Linked DNA regions of Mus musculus: region 2 is linked to region 1. The links are chromatin loops, found by intact Hi-C in ENCODE. Cell type or tissue: left cerebral cortex. All regions are shown on one strand. Each heading gives the region's core, and the rest is flanking DNA. Links, peaks and the distances in the headings are about the cores only. Region 1 holds the start of Skap2 (src family associated phosphoprotein 2). Region 2 holds the start of Hoxa3 (homeobox A3).

Region 1 (9,188 bases), core at 3,593-6,092:
TCAAGTGAGAAGACACCCAGTTGTCCTTTGCTTCCCACCCTGCTCTTAGCTACCTGGAATACCATAGTTGAATAGAGAAGTGAGAAAAATGGGTTCTTCTACTATGAAAAAATACAGAGTCCAAATATAGCTTTGTATAACATTTCCCACAGCCTCTTCTGAAATTTCAGTAAACTCCTAAATATTGTGTTGGCTGACTCCTCTCCTATAAAGTTCCACGAAGTCTTTGCTGCTTTGACTCCTAGACATCCATTATTATTGTTCATAAAATATTGGATAGCTTACTGACACATATTTTATTTTCAGAATTTCATGGCTCACTTTAAAATATCTCTTAGAGAATTACATTAAAATGTTAGACAAATCACCCACAGCCCACACCAGAAAGATGTGTGACTTACTTTCTTTTTCCCTAACGACTTTGTCTCCTAACTTACAGTGATAAAAAGATCAAAATGTAATATTACACATAAGTACTAAAAAGTGCAATAATCTCAATTGTATTCATATTTAACCATTTAAAACCTACTATATAACCTAGAATCTAATCAATTTTAAATTCCTGATTATAGAAAGTATTTTGCTCCAATGAGGAACATGGATGAAGCTGTTACAGACTCACAATAAACGCATATTTTTTTGCTAAGCCAATAATACAAGGAAAAAATAAGATTAAAACATGAAACAATCTCTTAACAGCAAGTATATGTTAAAAGTAAGTATCAAACGAAATGAAAGCAAAATGTCCTGGCTCCTCTTTCCTTCTGTGGCCCCTAAAATATGGAGGAAAGAGGCAGAGGCAGAGGCAGAGGTCAGCAGACCTGGGACAAATTCTCATGTGGGTTCAAAAGAGTAAAACTTGAAGCAGCAGCTTCTACCCACAGGAGTAGGAGCAGGCCACCTCTGGACAAGCCGACTGTAGCTGAAAGAGATCATTGGCTTCCCTAGTATCCATCCATACAGTAACTTTTTAAAAGTGGACAAGAAGTAGCAGGCTACTGCAGCGAGCCCTCCCCAACCCACCCTATACTTGCAAGACTCACAGACACATAGACTGGTGAACAGTCGGCTTAATGTTATTTTCATTCAATGTTTGTCTTTAATTCCCTCTTCCACGAGTATTTAATTGCCTATTTTACATTTTCATTATGCAATCCCAGTTTAAACAAACAGGATCTATTTTCTATCTCCGTAAGCAATAACAGAACAAATTACTGCCCACGAGTTATTTCTTTAAAAGGTCATTTCAGTTTTATAAAAACTCAGAAAACCACCACAAAGACGCTGCATGTTCAACTTGCTGTTTCCTAAAAGCCTACCCAATGTGTCTGGAAAATGGGACCCCATCCCTCTATTTTGAGAAAACGTTTTTTTGAAAAAGTGCAGGAAAAACCCGAATTTCTCAAGGGGAGGCCTAGGTATGGAAAAGGTCTATACTTTTAAAGCGACACGTTTAATATATTTATTCCCAAGCTTTTTCCTAGAAAATGCTTTACTGTTAGGACGAGTTTTCCAAACATTGGCTTTCTCGATAATTCTCCAGAAGGATACAGGGAACAAACTGCTTTGCTGGGGGTGGTGTTTAACGAGAATTTTAGCTGGGAAAAGCTGCAATAATCTGGATTGTTGGTTGCCAATAGACTTGGTTGGTATTTAAGCTTTTGAAGTCTTAAAATATACAGTGAGTCAGATCTAACGGATGAAGTACGCCAGCCTGCGCTGGCAGCAATAGCGGTACTGCGCAGCTTGCCGACTTTTCTCCCTGGCGCTTTTGCCAGCCCTGGAACAGGGATCACGGACCAGGCTGTCCTGGGGTGCCCCAGCCTTGCCCCCCAGAAACCAGCCCAAATCCAGCCTGCCTTAAACCTCCGGCTCTTGTCCACGTAGCTGGGAACAGAGAGCTGGGCACAGAGCAGCTGAGTTTGGGACAGCCACGCTAGACAAATGGGGCTGGATCTGTGGCTTTGTACCTCAAAGCCAGAGTAATATTTCAAAAGGCAGCAATAAAACTCTTGGGTAAATCAAGCGCTCCTCTGGCTGGTTGGAAAAGAGATTTGAAGCTTTTTATTGTGCTCTAAATAGCCCTGCAAATGGTGAAATAGCCTGCCGCGGTGAGCTAGCAAGCCGCCATGGCCCTTTTTTACCTTCCTTTAGAGGTCGTGTCCTCCTGTTCATATGTAGATTTCCCTGACTCCTTTCTGTAATTCCGGGGAACTGGTAATTTGACTACAGGAAAAGGTCAGCCTGCGCAGGCTGGCCCCTAAGCCCAGGGACTGAGACTCCCTTTTTCTCCGAAAGAGAGGTTTTATTTTACCCACGGGCGCCAGCCACGAAAGAGCGGGATTGAGGGGTGGGAGGCGGCTACTGGGCTTATGCCAATAAGGCCTGGAAAAGAGGGTGCCACCAACGCAAAAGACCGATGGGGCACCATCAAAGGCCGCAGGTCACACAGCCTGCATCTAACGGAAGCATCACCTCCACTCCCATGGGCATCAACTGCAAGGTAGCCACAGGAAAAAGTTATCTCGGTCACAGTAAACGGGGTGGTAAGTTTTTGCTCCTGTTACACCTTAACTTTGTCAAGAGTAAGCCATCCAGTGGGAACAGCTGTAAAAGTCTGGGGCAAGGCAGCTGACAGATCAGATTTACAACTGCTTTGTCCATAAATGTTAAGGTCTGAAAACACAATGAAAAGATGACGTGTTCTGAGAGCCCAGCAATCCTTGTGCAGCTACATCAGAGAATCACTCAGCAGACAACTGACCCCTGAGAAGTGAGCACTTAAACACCCTGCCCACTGAGTCTCCTTTCTGTTTTCTTTTTCTTTATACACGTGAACCCCTAGAAAAACTGCCACCCTGCCTTCCTTTAGACTGAGTGAGGACAAGTATCACACTCACACACACACACACTCACACACACACACACTCACACACACTTTTTTTTAAAACCATCTTCCATGGTAATCCAACAGTAAAAAGGTACAGGAACAAAAGTCTTCCAATGATAAACTCCTCCACGAGGCAGTCAGAATTCAGCACCTGTCCTCACAAACCCCTACTCTGGAACAGCCTAGAAGACCTGCAGCCTGGAGGTGAGAACAAGGCAACCTCCCTCTTCTCTCTACCTAACACACACACACACCTCTGTGCTGACCTGAATCTGCCTAAAGGAGAAAGCAAGAACTGGCTGGGGGGAGCCACCGTTTGCTGAGTCTCACATCAATAAAATAACTGTAAAGACCAACCCTGGTCCCCCAGATGGCTTTACTATTTAACCCCACATGTCTCCCTACTTTATGGTGGGAACCAGATTTTACTTTGTTCAATGAGCTGTCAGTCACCCCAACTTAATGTGTTAACTTAAAGCCTACACTTTCAGCTGCCATCAGAACAGAATCACACTTTCTGTTAAAACAGGGAATGAATGGTCTGACCAAACAGCTACTGAGGAAAATATAAAAATCAATTCAGCCGGGCACATGCAGATCAATGGAGCAAAACACCCAAAGTTGGAAACTGGCTAATTGAAAATTTATTGATTGTTCTAGCCAATGCCTTCCCCTGAATTACCTTGCACTTTCGCATGTTACTGCTGAACTGTGGACTTTTAAACATGACAAGAGACATGAAGAAGCACAGATCACCGAGTGCAAGGGGTGAAGCAAATCTGAGTTTTATAATCCAGTCTGCTACAAAATTCTCAAAACTGGCGATACAAGCTAAATGGTTTATTATGATAAAAGGCTGGGCTGTTGAAAGAGAAGCCTGGCCATCTTTCACCCTCTTTAGGTTTATCTAATCAAAATCTTTTCACCACACACTTCAAAGAAACCACAGTGAGTAACACAGCGTCTGAGATTTACACTATTCCCACCCACCACTGGGTAGCACCTAATGTAATGTGTTCAGAGTGTGATTGGAAGAGAAACGTAAGCTCAGTAGGATGAAAAAGATAGACTTGGCTTTAATTGAAAAGGACAAACTAAATAAATAATGAGGATATAAAACCTAGCCTGTGCCACTTTTATCACCCATATATGACACTTAATATTCAATTTATGGGCAACAACTGAACTGTGTTTCAAACCACCAGAGCCTTTCCCTCCTCTTGTGTCCTTACCTTCTCTCTACAAGCACTTCAAGGCGAGAATCAGCAGAGATAAACATAGTCGGAAAGTTCATTTTTTAGTACAGTTAGATGTTTTGAAAGAAACTAATGCTGATTAAGATTACATTAACAATTTAAAATGCACATACTTTCAAGAGCCTTACTTAGTAATCCAAGGAAAAATACTTTCACTGGAAAGCCATGCTAACATAGCCCCCAACAAGAAAAGAAGGTGTTTTACCCTTAAGTAAATAGATAAGTAATTTTCCTAATGCTACTTCTTCATTTACAGATACTATTTGACCCAGACAAAATCTCTATAACATCTGGACCCTTGATTTGCAAATGCATATCCGTATTTGTAGAAGGAAGGCTCTTAGAGGTGCCGTAGGTTGATCTCACTTCCAGACCCAATGTTCTCTTATCGACTTGATCCTCATTAGTTGCTGCTGCCAAAATAGGGAGGCTTGTCCTGGCTCTGTGATAATCCAGGTACTTAGAAGAAGGTGGCTACTGGTGACTCAGTAGGTGGCACTCTTCCCTTTGCATACTCAGCCAGGGCTCCAGGAGGAAGCTATGAACACCAGATATACCATAAATAATTCTTACAAGGAAAATAAAGCTAAAGTGGTGACCAAATTATAAACAGGAATTGGAAAGGTGAGAAACAAGCCATAGTGCACTTGGCATTGAAAAACCCTACCTTGGTTTCAACTGAATTGCATTCTTTATCAAATGCCCCAAACAGTGTGATCTATTACACTGTGTGAAGGAGGTGAAAGGAAAAAAAAAAAAATGTCCTGGAAATCCCCAGTAGGGGGAAAAGGCAATATTTCTAACCAAAACTGCCATCTGAACAAATCTCAAGGTCACCTTGCTAAAACCATATAGTCACTTTCTTATGGCTTGTTCAATTTGGTTTTAATTTTTCAGTGCCCCAACGGTTATTTTCTTCTAACAGTGGTTTCATTTTCTAATTTATTAAAAAGGTAACACTTCCCGCTTAAAATCTGTTGATATGATATGAATGGATGAAAATGAGTGCAAATATCTGATTGCGAACTCCTAGCAGCCCCGTCCTTCCAGGGTGATTAGACCAGCAAGCGCTGCAGGCAGCAGGCAGCACTCCCAGGGCTGTTCACCTTCTGCCTGCCAGAGGAGCGCCCACATAAATCAAGGCCATGCTTGCTATTAGTTCTAGTCAAAATATTTGGGTATAAGGTAAGATTAAATGGCCAAGGCTTGGGGCTATCCTTTGGTTTGAATTATCCAGGATAAACCTGTTCTTTCATTGTTTGAGAGTGGGGGGTGTCAAAGGTTGATTCAACAAAATTTTATATAAACTGTACTAAAAAGGAATAATTTAACATTTATTTTTTAAAAAAATAAAGGCATTTAATTTTTAGTACATTGATTCCATAAAAAATATAACTGTTCAAACTATTATACTGTCATTCTTTCAAGGATATTACTAACTAAGAGTTGGGAGTAGTAACTTTATTTTTGCATTTCCATTCAGTTACTTTTTTAAAGGAAAGGCATGAAAAGAGGACAAATATTGAAATGGTAGTGAAAAGCTACTGTAATCAAAAAGCCAAACAATGACAAAGAAAAATCATGATTACAAAAAACCATAAATTTGAGCACCTATCTCAGCAAACACTTGTGTGGCATCTGATGATTTACATGACGAGCATAGGAAACATAAAGTGAGATTATTTTCTTTCTTGTAAAAGCAAAGGACTTGAAACTCCTGTAAAGGTTGGTTTCTAACTAATTCACACTGTGCCATGCATTTTAAGAGCCTTGACTGCTTACAGCTACCAGGATCCATATCTCTTCTTCAATTTAAAAAAGAACGCACTATCTTTATATCTATATACCATAGAGCTATGACAGCAATACCTCTAAAATCCAAGTCAATGCAATCACTTTGTTATAACTTTATACTTCTAAATTGTACCATGCACTTTCTCCCAAGAACACCTGAGTGATGGACTTGCCGTCATCCTGCCTCCCCAGAAGATTCAAGGGACAAGTGACTACTGAGAGCCTCTAAGGATGTTAATTACACAAAAAATCTTAACAACTTTCTTTGAAAGCTTGTTTAACGTTGTTTTAAGCCATGAAGACTAGCTCACTTTCCTCTATTCCTTTACCATAGATCACACCCACGAGCTAAAAACATCTCCTAAGAATAAAATGTAAAGCTAACTTGTAATCTGCAAAGTTATTATTTTGATATTTGTTTCTAATCCCTCATGTATTTTAGAAAAAACTAATTTCAAACATTATGCTAGTCCAACCTCTAATTTAAAAGATGGCAGAACTACACAGGAAGTTAGGATTAGCAGGTAAATGTATAATCCTGCTCTCTTTACAGGATACAGGAGAGAGCGAAAACAGTCTGTAATCTGTGAGGGTCAGTGGGTGACGGCTGTTGTAGTCATACAACATAGGATGTTGGAAGAGTGACTGTGGGTCCAAGCTTTAGAAGCAAAACCGGGTTGTTATTTTTTTTAATTACAAATATGGACAACCTAAAAACGATGACATTTCTGGAACAAAACATTTTTCTGATCTAATTATTAAGATATTTTTCTAAACATGCAATTCCTGCATTGCCCCTCCCGCCACCCCATAAAATGTTAACTGTAATGAGACCAAACTGGTACTCCTCTAAGCTCTCATATAAGAAACTAAAACATTTCCTTAAATCAGCATCGACAGTTCTTTCATCATTTCTCTTAGTGCTATCCATGAATGATGAGAAGCATTTCTCAGAGTGACATAGCACACCCTCACCCTGCATCATGTTCATACAAACACAAGTCTCCATCCACACATAATGCAAACAACCCAACAGCTTAACAAGGTATTCTATGATGCTTGGTCTCATACTGTTGCAACTGTAACTTACTAGTTCAAATGTACCTTTTAGAGGACATTGTTTTTAACGATTAAAACACACAGTTAACAGCACAGGCATCTAAGCGAAACTTTTTAATCCATGATCTATATTGAAAGGAATGTTTTAGAGACAACCAAACTAAAATTATTCCATTTCCAGATGTTAGCATCTACAAGACAAAGTATATGGTGGTATCTAAGACCATCAGGATAGGTGAGACTTGTGATACTCTAAAAAGATGTATTTTTTATTTTGTGCAGAACTATCGAGCTTTTCTTGATGCTTAGTGGAACTACACACCTCCAGACATTACTGACCTAACTGAGGAACTGAGGAACCGCATTTCAACTCCTACAAGTAAGTTCCTATAAATGGGAATGTAAAACCAAAAAGGGGAAGATGAGGTTGCAAAGATGAAGTTCCTTGATCACATGATACAGGAAGTAGGAGTTTTAACACAGCCTTCCTTTTTCACTTTTAATAGTTACTGAGGCTTTAGAAATAGTGGCTATTTGAAAATCGGGCACCCTTCAAAACTATAAACATGTTTGGCCTGACTGTTCAAGAAAATGGGGGTGGGGTTGGAAATAGTGCCTTTTGGCCTCCTAACTCCCAACACCTGCGGCCCTGCAGATGCACCTGCATCCTTACTGGCCAGGCCACCCAGGCAGGACCTAGTGCTTGGACTTCTGCTTTCGCAGTTCTCAAACATGCATTCATCAACATTTGCTGTCCATCTCCCGCCCTCACATTCCGGTCTTCATGAAACGCATAACTGTCCGGCTGTCCAGGGAGGATCAGCACATTTCAGCATACACGCCCACTCCCTTCTAGTCCCGACATCCCAGTCCCCCTATACGGCCCGCCCCCCACCGTCCGCATAGGGTGAGGGCTAAGCGCTTCTGTCCCTGTCGGCTCGCCGTCCCCGCGCCCCCGCCCCTAGCGTCACCGCCCCCTTCCCGCTCTTTACCTGCCAACAGGTTCCTAATTTCCTCAGGGAGAGGGCCGGGAGAAGAGGTACAGCTGGGGTTGGGCATGATAATGGCTTGGACCTAGACTCGCAATAGCGGTCCGAGTAAGCACCGAGAGGCTACGACTCCGGACACGGCCCGTCCGAGACTGCCAACAAGGAAGTCACTAGCTCTCCAGCCAGCGGTCGCTGGACGCCGGGCCCTGCCCCCTCCCCGCCCGGGAGAATTGGGCGGGGCTATGGGTGAAGGGGCGGGGAGACCGGCCTTAAAACCTGACTGCGCTTGCGTAGACCTTGCTTTCTGACTGTCCGAAGAAAGCGCCTCCGGGTAGACCACGCCCACACACAGCCGGGAAGGCCACGCCCATACGCGGAAGCGAGCAGGAGGCGAGGCCTCCGAAGGAAGGGAGCGAATTGGAGCTGTGTCACCTGACCGGCCCTTGAAGCTCGTCCGCGCCATTTTCGTTACTGGTATGTCAGCCACACCTCTCTTTCTCCAGGATTCCGGAAAATAAAGCCTCCGCAAGGCTTACGCACTTTCCCTTTAAGGGGTCATCTAAATACTGGTCTTTTCCACCAAGGTTTAAACCCCCGTCTGGTAACCCACCAAGAAGTTTCTACCATTACCCCCCAACTAGCATGGCTTTCTTTGTCCCACTAGATGAAGGTAACGGAGTCCCATTTTCCGCCAATCCTTCCTGAGAGTCTTAGTCCTAAAACGGCGGAGCGTTCTGATTGGCGCTGACATTACTTTCCTACTTATTCTTGGTGTGGTTGATTTCTCTCGCTCTGACGGAATTAGTTCTAGATAATATCCTTTTAGGGTCAGGCACCTGAAATGTGCCAGAAAGCCACCTGTACCGTTGCCCGCTCTAAGTATTTTTTAATTGCAAATAGTGGTTAGAACAGGGAAAATATAAAATTTACTTCAATCTAGTCAGCAAAGGTTGAGTCTTTCAATATTACACGTTTACACTTAAAATCCAAAAAGTTCTGGGTCCTTTAGTCTTTAAAATGGGTGGTGTGTGTGTGTGTGTGTGTGTGTAGAAATGATAATTACATTCAAGTGCCATCAACCTTTACAATCCATTAAAACCTACTGTGTAGACATATTTGTCATGTAGATGACGCTACCAGAGCTACTTAAATACAAAAGAGGATGATACGAGTCTTCAGAGAGGAACTGACAAGGGAAAA
Region 2 (9,188 bases), core at 2,514-5,013, 200 kb after region 1:
ACCAGGGTGCAACTGGGCAGGCTTTCTCATCTCAACCAGTTTCTCTCTCTCTCTCTCTCTCTCTCTCTCTCTCTCTCTCTTGTTGTCCCTTAAGTTACAGGGTTCATAAGGCTTGGCAGTGAATCCTTCACCCTCCCCTAAAGTGTCACCTTACAGGGATCTCATGGCCCTGCCTTTCCTCTGGCTGGGCCTGATTGTCCCATGGGAATGTTTGGGTTTCTCTCTCTCTCTCTCTCTCTCTCTCTCTCTCTCTCTCTCTCTCTCTCTCAAATTAAAAAAAACAACAGAGAGAGAAGGAAATTTTGTTCATTCTTTCCTTCTTTCTTCCTATTCTCTCCTCCCTTCCTAATCTCTCCTTCCTTCCTTCCTTCCTTCCTTCCTTCCTTCCTTCCTTCCTTCCTTCCTTCCTTCCTTCCTTCCTTCCTTCCTTGTCTCCCTGCCAGCTTTTCATTCTCCCTACACTCTCTGGAGTGGGGAAGCAGGGAAAAGCCTTACCCGCACAGGAATTCATCCGCTGCATCCAGGGGTAAACAGGGCTTGTGTACTTCCGGTCGGTGCCTTCCTCATGGAGGGCTTTGCCCTGCACGCTGCCGTCAGGTTTGTACTGCTGCTCGGGAGAAAAGTGCAGGTAGTCCCCGGGGCCCCTCTGCTTGTTATTGCCCGAGGGTGAGGCGCCACTGAGGTCTTTATCAGAATAGAAACATGAGGCCCCGTACTCGTAGGATGCCCGGTTGCAGGCCAAGACCGAGTTGGACTGTTGGTAAAAACAAGGTGAGGTGTATGTCTTGTCCGGAAGACTCGACGCCCCGTAAGAGGCCGGGAAGGGCCTCAGCGCGTCATAGCCGGCCGGGTAGAGGGGCAGCTGGCCCAAGAAGGAGTCCTGGCCGCTGGGCAGGCTCCCAGGGAAAGTGGGATTCACAAAATAGGAACTCATTTGCGCGCCCCTCTGCAGGACTGTGATTTGTTGTGTATTAGTACATCTGGCTATAACTATTAGTAGTCATCGAACTGGTTTGTTTCTGGATGGCCGAACGCCAAAAGCGACAGCAGCAAATCGCACCAGCTGACGCAGCGGCGGCCAATGGGAAAGAGCGCCGGAGCCCGCTCCCCGGGGACCGCGGCGACCGAGGCAGCAAAGTTACAAACAGCCCCCAGCCCGCCCGCCCGCCGCCCGCCCGGCAGATTAATGGGCACACACAGCCTGCCCGCCCCGCTCTCCCCCACACATCCCCAAACGCCAGCGGCGGGCACGACCCGGGCAGAGATGTGCAAATCTCTGCACTAGTGCCCAGGTCAATGAGCAGGCCTGCTCTTTCCTTTTTTGCCTTCATGGGTTTTGCTGGGTTTCCTCCCCAAACAGGAAACCTGACAAGCCCGAGCCAGGGGGTGGTGACACGGATGGTTTTGCTTAGAGCCTCCTGTCCCAGTCAGACCCTGGGTCACACCTCCCCTTGTGCTCCCTTAATCATGGGTGTGGGTTCTTGAATGGGAAAAGGGGCTCTGAGAAGCCAGGCCTTCACGCTCTGCTTTTGAACTGTATGCTTTAGGGGTTCCCTGGGCGCCTTATTCCCTCCCATTCTTATTACAGGTTGGGCCTTACTGCCCTAAAGCTGAAAGATCAATCCTCACTGACCAGGCCCACACCAAAGCCAGGGCCTTCCTACAGCCCCTTCTTCTCAGTACCGCCCTCCATGTGTGGTTCTTCTGCAATGGTCCGTGCCTGTGTGGGCTTAAAGCAAATACCTACACCGGCTGTGCACTGCATCCTGTCTTTGAACTTAGAGAAAGGAAAGGCTAAAACTCATGGTTTTCCACAAGAAATGATCTACAGAAGGGTGTTTGTGAGACCGGAGCAGAAAGCCATCCGTGGGGCATGACTCCTCTCACCCAGCTTCAAGCATCCCAGGACTCCCTAAGTTACTGGACCTGCTTAGTGCAGCTACGGAAAAACAACCGGATACAGTATCTCCCAGTCTCATTCCAGAAGCAGGAGAGACACGGGGACCTTGGTTGAGCAGGGCACGGAGTGCAGCTTCTGGAGCCCAGAGCTTCACTCAAAGGATCATTAATGGACTTGGTTTCAAGGTCACACGGAGATGGGCACGGTCGTGTCGCAAGCATACCCACTTGTCCCCTACCTTCCCACCCTAAACTACTCCTGCTGCTACAGTATCTCTAAAACCAGATCTGTCACCCTGTCACTTGCTCCAGGATCCTGAATTACCTTGACCATCGGCCCAGGCCTGGGGATACTCAGACAGGATGTGGAAAGCCTGTTTCGGGCTTGCCTGTACGTGGATCAGGGTCATTTTGTTAAAGAAAAACGCGATATCGGTTTGAAGTCACTTTTATGACTGTTTGGGCTAGAATTAGCTTAAAAAAAACCAATTCTGTGGGTGTCTAAGAGATCTAGCTGGGGCTCAGGAGGTTGTGTGTAAGATCTGTAAAACCCTGACCCTTGTGAACTGATGGGGATCGGGCTTGGGGGAGGTGACACTTGGCAGTGGTCCCGTAGGAATCTATTGCAGAGTTCTTTAATCTCTTCCTTGCTTTTCGATCCCCCCCCTTTCTCCCCTCAAAAGAGGAAAATTGAAAAAGGACTTGCCTAAGATCGGCCTCCAGAGAGCCCGTGAAGGCACACCAAAGGAAGGCTGTACCACAGGCCTTGTGTTTAACGTCTTTATCTCTCCAACCCAAGAAAGTTTTTTTTTCCTTTGTATATAAATGAGCTGTTCAGGAGAGAATAAAATTTTACGTTTCTCACAGAGAGGATGCAATATGTGGGAAATGAATAACTCAGGAAGAAAAGAAAGGTGGATTTTTTTTTTCTTAAAAGGCTGTTTGAAGAAAATAAGTTTGAGTTATTGGTTCTTAAACAACAAACAATCAGATAACAATTATTTCCAGCAATACTGTTGGAAATGAAAGTAGCCATTTCCCAGGTGCTAATTGTTCACATCTATCAGTTCTCTTTGACGCAGCTCTGTCTCACACAGAGTTGGAGCTGATGACAGCTTGCCACCATTATTGCTATGGTTTGATCTGAATTTTAGACTTAATTGTCTCAGCCAATAAAAGAATTTGTTTTCTCACCTAGAAGCCAGAAAATGTATTTCTAGCTTCTGTAAACATTAAGGTGGAAAAAATATTAAGTTGAAATCTTAACATGTAAGCCCAGGCTAGTGTGCATTTAAGTTAGCAGTCAATCTATCTATTCTTCCATATACATGTATATAAACATATGTATAATATATATATGGAGAGAGAGCGCGTCCTGACAGAGTGGAGACCAGGAACTCCACACCTTCAATAGAGCCTCATCCTGAGATGATGAGAATAATCACCGCAGGACTCTGCTAGCTCACAGCCACACAGAAAACTTACCTTTTATCTTCTCTTCAAAGAGGGTAAGATGGCAGTAGGGTCACACAGTTTTGCCCTTTCCCTGGCTGCCCATTGAGCCCCTCCACTTCTGCCAGCCTGGAGCCTGGCTTGCAGGTGTGTGGGAAGACCCAGAAGGTCCACCTCCATCCAGTCAAATCTCTAGGCCAGAACCCAAAGCACACAGGTGTGGGCCTCTGTCAGTTACCAGCCCTCTCCTGGAGCTGCCTTCCATGCCATAGCCAATCCTCAGGGCCAGTCAGGTCAGCAGGCCTCGGAACTACAAATGGTCTCTCCGATGTCAGAATCCCAAAGCCAAAGCGTTCCCCAACTGGCGTGAGCCCTCAGGACGCCTTTGGGACGCGCAGTTTGGACAGAAGCAGCCATGACCAGCCAGGCGGCCTGTACAAACAGTCTCCATGGTGCTGGGTTAGGGGAGAGGGAAGGACCCGAATCTATTCCAGCGGCTGAGCTTTCTGTCATGGGTAGCCGAAGCAAGAAGATTTCACAGCCAAATAAACCCTTGGAGACTGCCCCTCAGGTCCCCTTTTGTGCCCCCCTTCCCCTGCTTCTGGGGATTCTGAGGGGCCCGTACAGCAGTCGCGCCAGGCTCAAAGAGGCGGGACGCTGCTGGCGCCGGTCCCGGCGACGGCCACAGCGTGGCAGCAGCGAGCTCCCTGTTCGGTCGCAATAAATAATCCGCCTGCGGCAGCCGCAGTCAGGCAGCCAGCGGCCCTAGGAGGCAAATGCGGCGCTTTATCTGCCCCTGCCCGGGGCGCATCCACAGAGCTGTCCGGCGGCAAACATTCCAAGCATCTACACGTCCTTCTTAATTGTCTGGCCTAGGCCGACATACTATCTTGAGATAGGAAAACAGCAGCAGCAACAACAACCAAAAACCAAATAAACAAAAAAGAACCATAGCCAGGGAACTCGCGACTGATGCTTGGGTAGCTCTGTCTCCCGGGGGCAAATCTAACCTGGTCAGACCCGCTTTCAGGCCCACCCACCATGACTGGTGCCACCGTGCCATGCAAAGCCATTGCTAGGCCCGCAGCTCTTAGTGCTGTCTCGCTGCTAGCTGTAGTCCTCTCGCTGGAAGCCGGGGAGGTGGAGGACCGTGGACACCAACCTGCCACTGTACTTAGGTGGCTTGGGACTGCGACCCTGCTATTGCCCAGACACCATTTTGCAACCTTCCCTCAGAAACCTCAGATGTGCTCCTTCCACCTGCGTCAACACAGCAGCCCCTGCACGGAAACATCACCCCCTCACCTTAGCACCCAATTAACTCGGTTCTCTCCTCCAACACAGAATTCCACACACGCATCTAGCCCCTCTTCCAGGGCTCGAGAAATCACTCTAACCAGAAAACCGGGCAAACGAAGCAGGCAACCATCGGAGAACTCTGAATTAGTAAGTTTTGTTTCTGTGTTTGCTTCCTTTCCTAGCCCCCACAGGAAAAAACAGTGTGCCGAAGCTAACAAAACGCCCGTGCTACTTTGCTCGCCTCTCCGTCCTCGTTCCCAGGTTGGGAACTACCTCTGGCTATTGGGGAAGTCAGTTGAATCAATTGGGTCACGAATGAAATAATCCCAAACCCCAGAGGCCAGTAGGGAACAGTAGAATGCCAAATGACTTCCTTTGGGGCTTCCCGAGGGTCACTGGGGAATGGAGGGGGGAGGGGGCGAAGACCCAAGCGGTGCTGCGCCGTGCCAAGGCGCTGTGCCACAGAGGGAAGGCTGATCCGCCTTGAGGGAGGAGGGAAAAGGAGTGATTGTAGGTGGTGGCGGTAGTGGGTGAGAATGAGTGACGTGTTTGGACTGTGGTGTATATTGGGGCTGAAAATGAAAGGACAGTACTGAAAGAGCGTGAAAAAGGCCCCTTTTCAAAGTCGTTCCTGGTGCCCTCTCTTACCACTGTAGTACCTCACCCACCTTTGCCCTGTCTCCTTCCCACAGGTCTCACCTTCAGACCGCGGCTCCCAGAAGCTTCTGCCTCTCTGACAGCTGTCGCTTCGGCAGCCCAAGAGACGAATTGTCCTCCTTCCTGGTGCCAGAGGACGCAGGAAATTAGCCAGGTTGCAAGTTGCAAAGCAGCGGCGGCTGCTCCAGGAACTGGACGCGCTCCACCTCCAGCGACAACGGCTGGCCTGGGCCTGGCAGCGGCTTCCCCTCGCTCGCCATCGCCGGACAAAGCGCAGCCCAGGCAGGCTGGCAAGGCAGAGCTCCGAAGCACGCAGGATGGAGCGGAGCAAAAGAATGCGGCTCTATTCTCGCAAGGGAAATTATAAAAAAGTTCATGTTCACGGTTCCTATCCACATGACCGACAGCGGCCAATGGAAGGGCCGAACAACTCATAAAGTTGTATTGCAAAGTTGTAAATTTTCATAAACAACAACGGATTTATGACCCTTTCCCCATCACTAAGAGGAGGCGGCTCTTACACAGACGCCATCTTACCACCGAGTCTGTCCCGATTTGGGGCTGCAGGTTTTTCAGACCCTTTTAGGTCCGATTTTATTTAAAAAAAAAAAAAAAAAAAAAAGTCCTAAGAAACTGGCCCAGCCTAGTCAGGGGATAAGAATGGAGACCTTCGCGGGCCCAGCTCAGGATGCTCTAAGCTACTTCCACCGCCTCTCGCCCCTGGTCTCTCACCGCTAGCCCCTTCCCCAGCCACAGTCCTTCCTCAGCAACAGGACTTGGACTTGGTTGCGCCGCAGGGTTTGAGGCCCATGTCGTCCAAGAATCCCTCAGCTGCAGTGTTGGACCCTGGGGCATCCTCACCCTTTCTGAAGGCTAAGTGGGGGTACTGCAGCAGGGACCCTGAATTCCATGTCTTTCCTACCCCTGGACTGTACTCAGGACGCATGTGGAATCCGGGATCAATTGGAGGGTAGGTAATACCCTTTTAGAGCTCAGTCTACACCTTTAGAGGAAAGTTGAATTTGGAATTCGTTCATGGAATTTATGAAAGTTTGAGAGGCCGTAGATAGAATATGTAGCATTAACAAATAGTCTTTTTTCAATGGATCTAAATAGATATTGGTGCACATACAATAGCCAGACAAAAACCATCTACAAAGAGGAAGGCATATATACAATTATAGTCACAGAAAAACACAGAAACCCACACACACAATTATAGACATGAGAAATGTTGATGCACACGCATGTGTGTGGGAATGCATACAATTATAACTATAAGCAAGCACACAGAGAAATAGAAATGTGCTTAAGTACACATAAAAACATGTGAAAAGAGACATGATACATTTGTCCATGAATAGCTAAAATTTGGACTCAGGGACAGTGGCTCTGCATTTGTTTCCCGTGTCTCTTTGGCCTACAGCCAGGGCTGGTCCTTCAGCTATGGCCACTTCCCCTTGCACAAGACCCTCTGGATAAAGCAGTCCGTGTTTCTTTGTCACCAAGCATCTTTATTGTTACATAAAACACAGGTAGCTGGGCTGGGAAGCGTGCCTTCTCTGAACCCCAGGCTGGGGGGTGGGACGGGACATGAGGAGACAAGGGAGATGATGGCCCCGGTGGGTGCTGGACTTCCCCCACCCACTACAGAATTAGTTCAATACAACACACCATGCTACAAAGTCACCCCATTAAAACATCCTTCCAAAGTCAAGACATTCCTTTACAAATGAGCTCCAAGATTATAGAAATGACAACAACACAAAAAAAATCTGGTTCAAATATACAGTATTTGTCCTTGTAGGAAAAGTCAGGGTATACATATTTGACATGGCTGAACAGTAGGACACAAAAGCAAGGGGGAGAGGACAGTGAGTCTGGGAACATCTCCTTAGTCCCACAAAAACAAAACCCAGAGCTATTCCAGAGGATGGCAGCCAGCTCGGGAATGCTCCCCTCCTGAAGTAGGGTTAATGGCCCTGACCTTGTGTCAAAGCCAGAGAAAGAGGGATTCTAGGTTACAGCACTTGGTATGCTTTGGAATAAATATATTATTTTTCAATTTAAATAGAAGCCAATACCCTGGTCCCTGAACCTCATTGCCTTGTCAGTGAAGCCTTGGTGACCCCAAAGACTATCAGTTAGAAGCATCAAGGTCCAGCCTGGGAGGGATGGGCACCGAGAAGCAGGTGAGCTAGCCAGCACACAATAGGTAGTTTAGGGCTAGTAGTAGGTAGTATTGATCATGGTTTGCAGGTATTGGCCGGGTGTGTGATGGGGGTGGGGCAGGTGCTGGGTGTCTGCCAGTGTTGGGACATGAAGGAGGCTTCTTAGGAATGGTGGCCCACTGGGGCTGGGCCCATAGGTAGTTTGGGAGTGCCTCTCAAAGAGGCCTGTGCTAGGTAGTATTTTGGCTGTGCCTGCGCACAACACTGGCCCAGGGTTGTGGGTATCTACTGGGTTCCTCAGAGGCAGAGAGGGTCCCCAAGGTGACCTAATTTCCCTGGGAGCTAAAGTGGGTGATTGAATGGAATGAGGGTAGGAACTGATTCCCTCTTTTTTTCTTTCCCTTTCTTTTTTCTCTTTCTTTTTTCTTTCTTTCTTTCTTTTTTTTTTTTACACTTTATTTCCCCCCATTTTTGTAACTAAAATCAATGAGTCTCTTAAAGACGCTTTTCCAACTGTCCTGTGCAGCCAGGGTCCTGTGCCTGGCCCTTTACTCCTCTTCCTCCTCTTCTTCCTCCTCTTCCTCCTCTTCCTCCTCGTCCGCCTTGTCAGCAGCTGTGGAAACGGAGGGCACCGCGTCTTCCGGGGCTGCAGTGGGAGCCTGGCTCTCATCTTTATGCTCTTTCTTCCACTTCATGCGCCGATTCTGGAACCAGATCTTGATCTGGCGCTCAGTGAGGCAGAGCGCGTGAGCGATCTCGATGCGGCGGCGCCGCGTCAGGTAGCGGTTGAAATGGAATTCCTTCTCCAGTTCCAGCGTCTGGTAGCGCGTGTAGGTCTGGCGTCCCCGCTTCCTGTCGGGTCCTAGGAACAGAAATTTGGACATATAGATAGACAAAACAGACAAGCAGACTAGGATGTGGACAGAAGAGTGCTTTAGTCAGGCCAGCAGCCCAAGAACCTGCACCTTCCACCTTGCCCAAATCCAGGTGCAACCCTCATCACCCTCAATTGAGCTGGGGGAGGGAAATTGTGAGCGGAAGGCCCCAGGGCCAGACAAGCAAGAACATCTGTGAGAAGCCTTAGGGCAGAATTCCAACTTTACAACTGGCCTTTCCAGCCGGCTACGTTTCCACAATGTCCTGCTTCCCCCTGACAAAGGGAAATTGTCAATATAGAGTGTGGCAAGTGGGGGACTCTGCGCTTTTGCCATTCAAAGGCGAGCCTGGCTGCTCCCCAGCCTTGCTAGTGGGCGACCCTCATCAGCAGCCCCATCCACAAGACCTTCCTGTGACTTTCCCACCCTCTGTCCCATTGGCTTCAGCCCCGTTCTGGAAATGGCCTCTGGTACAGTGATGAGTGAGGGATCCCGGAGGTCTCAATTCTCCTTGCCTTTGAGAAAGAAAGCCAGGCCGAAAGAAGGGAAGGAGGGGAGAGAGAGCTGGAGTCAAGAAAGAGATAGAGGACAGAAAAGAGGGGGATAGAAAGAAAGACTGAGGGAGAGAAAAAGAGAGGGAAGGGAAGAAGGGGGAGAGGGGGGGGAGAAAGAGAGAGAATATGAGAATGAGAATAGCGGAGAAACTTATTGTAAAAATTCCAAGGCAAATGGAGTTAAATAAATTTACGAGGATCGAACCCATTAATTGGGCCATAAAAAGTTTTATGAGCCTCATTTACATACAATGCTACGGGTCTCTCCACGCTATGGCGCC

What was found. Peaks named below come from ENCODE experiments on the same cell type or tissue, not always from the same donor. Only the 100,000 strongest peaks of a DNase experiment are listed, where the experiment ranks them.
Region 2: a loop joins it to region 1, with 4 times the contacts of the local background. A loop is called at or near these places in 20 of 42 quality-filtered maps.

What each region holds. Positions count from the first base shown.
Region 1 is chr6:52,004,344-52,013,531 of GRCm38, forward strand. It overlaps Skap2 (src family associated phosphoprotein 2), which reads right to left and starts at 8,206. Exons shown (of 13, transcript NM_018773.2): 1 at 7,992-8,206. The coding sequence starts at 8,058. In left cerebral cortex, for the core only: CTCF peaks have their summits at 4,644 (motif pointing right) and 4,927 (motif pointing right); no DNase peak of the experiment used is centred there.
Region 2 is chr6:52,207,691-52,216,878 of GRCm38, forward strand. It overlaps Hoxa3 (homeobox A3), which reads right to left and starts at 5,377. Exons shown (of 5, transcript NM_010452.3): 1 at 5,350-5,377. Hoxaas3 (Hoxa cluster antisense RNA 3) reads left to right here. Exons shown (of 3, transcript NR_015611.2): 2 at 4,696-4,797; 3 at 5,343-5,907. It overlaps Hoxa6 (homeobox A6), which reads right to left and starts at 982. Exons shown (of 2, transcript NM_010454.3): 1 at 496-982. The coding sequence starts at 934. It overlaps Hoxa7 (homeobox A7), which reads right to left. Exons shown (of 2, transcript NM_010455.2): 2 at 7,933-8,340. The coding sequence ends at 8,027. It also overlaps Mira. In left cerebral cortex, for the core only: a CTCF peak has its summit at 4,033; a DNase peak (open chromatin) is centred at 4,067.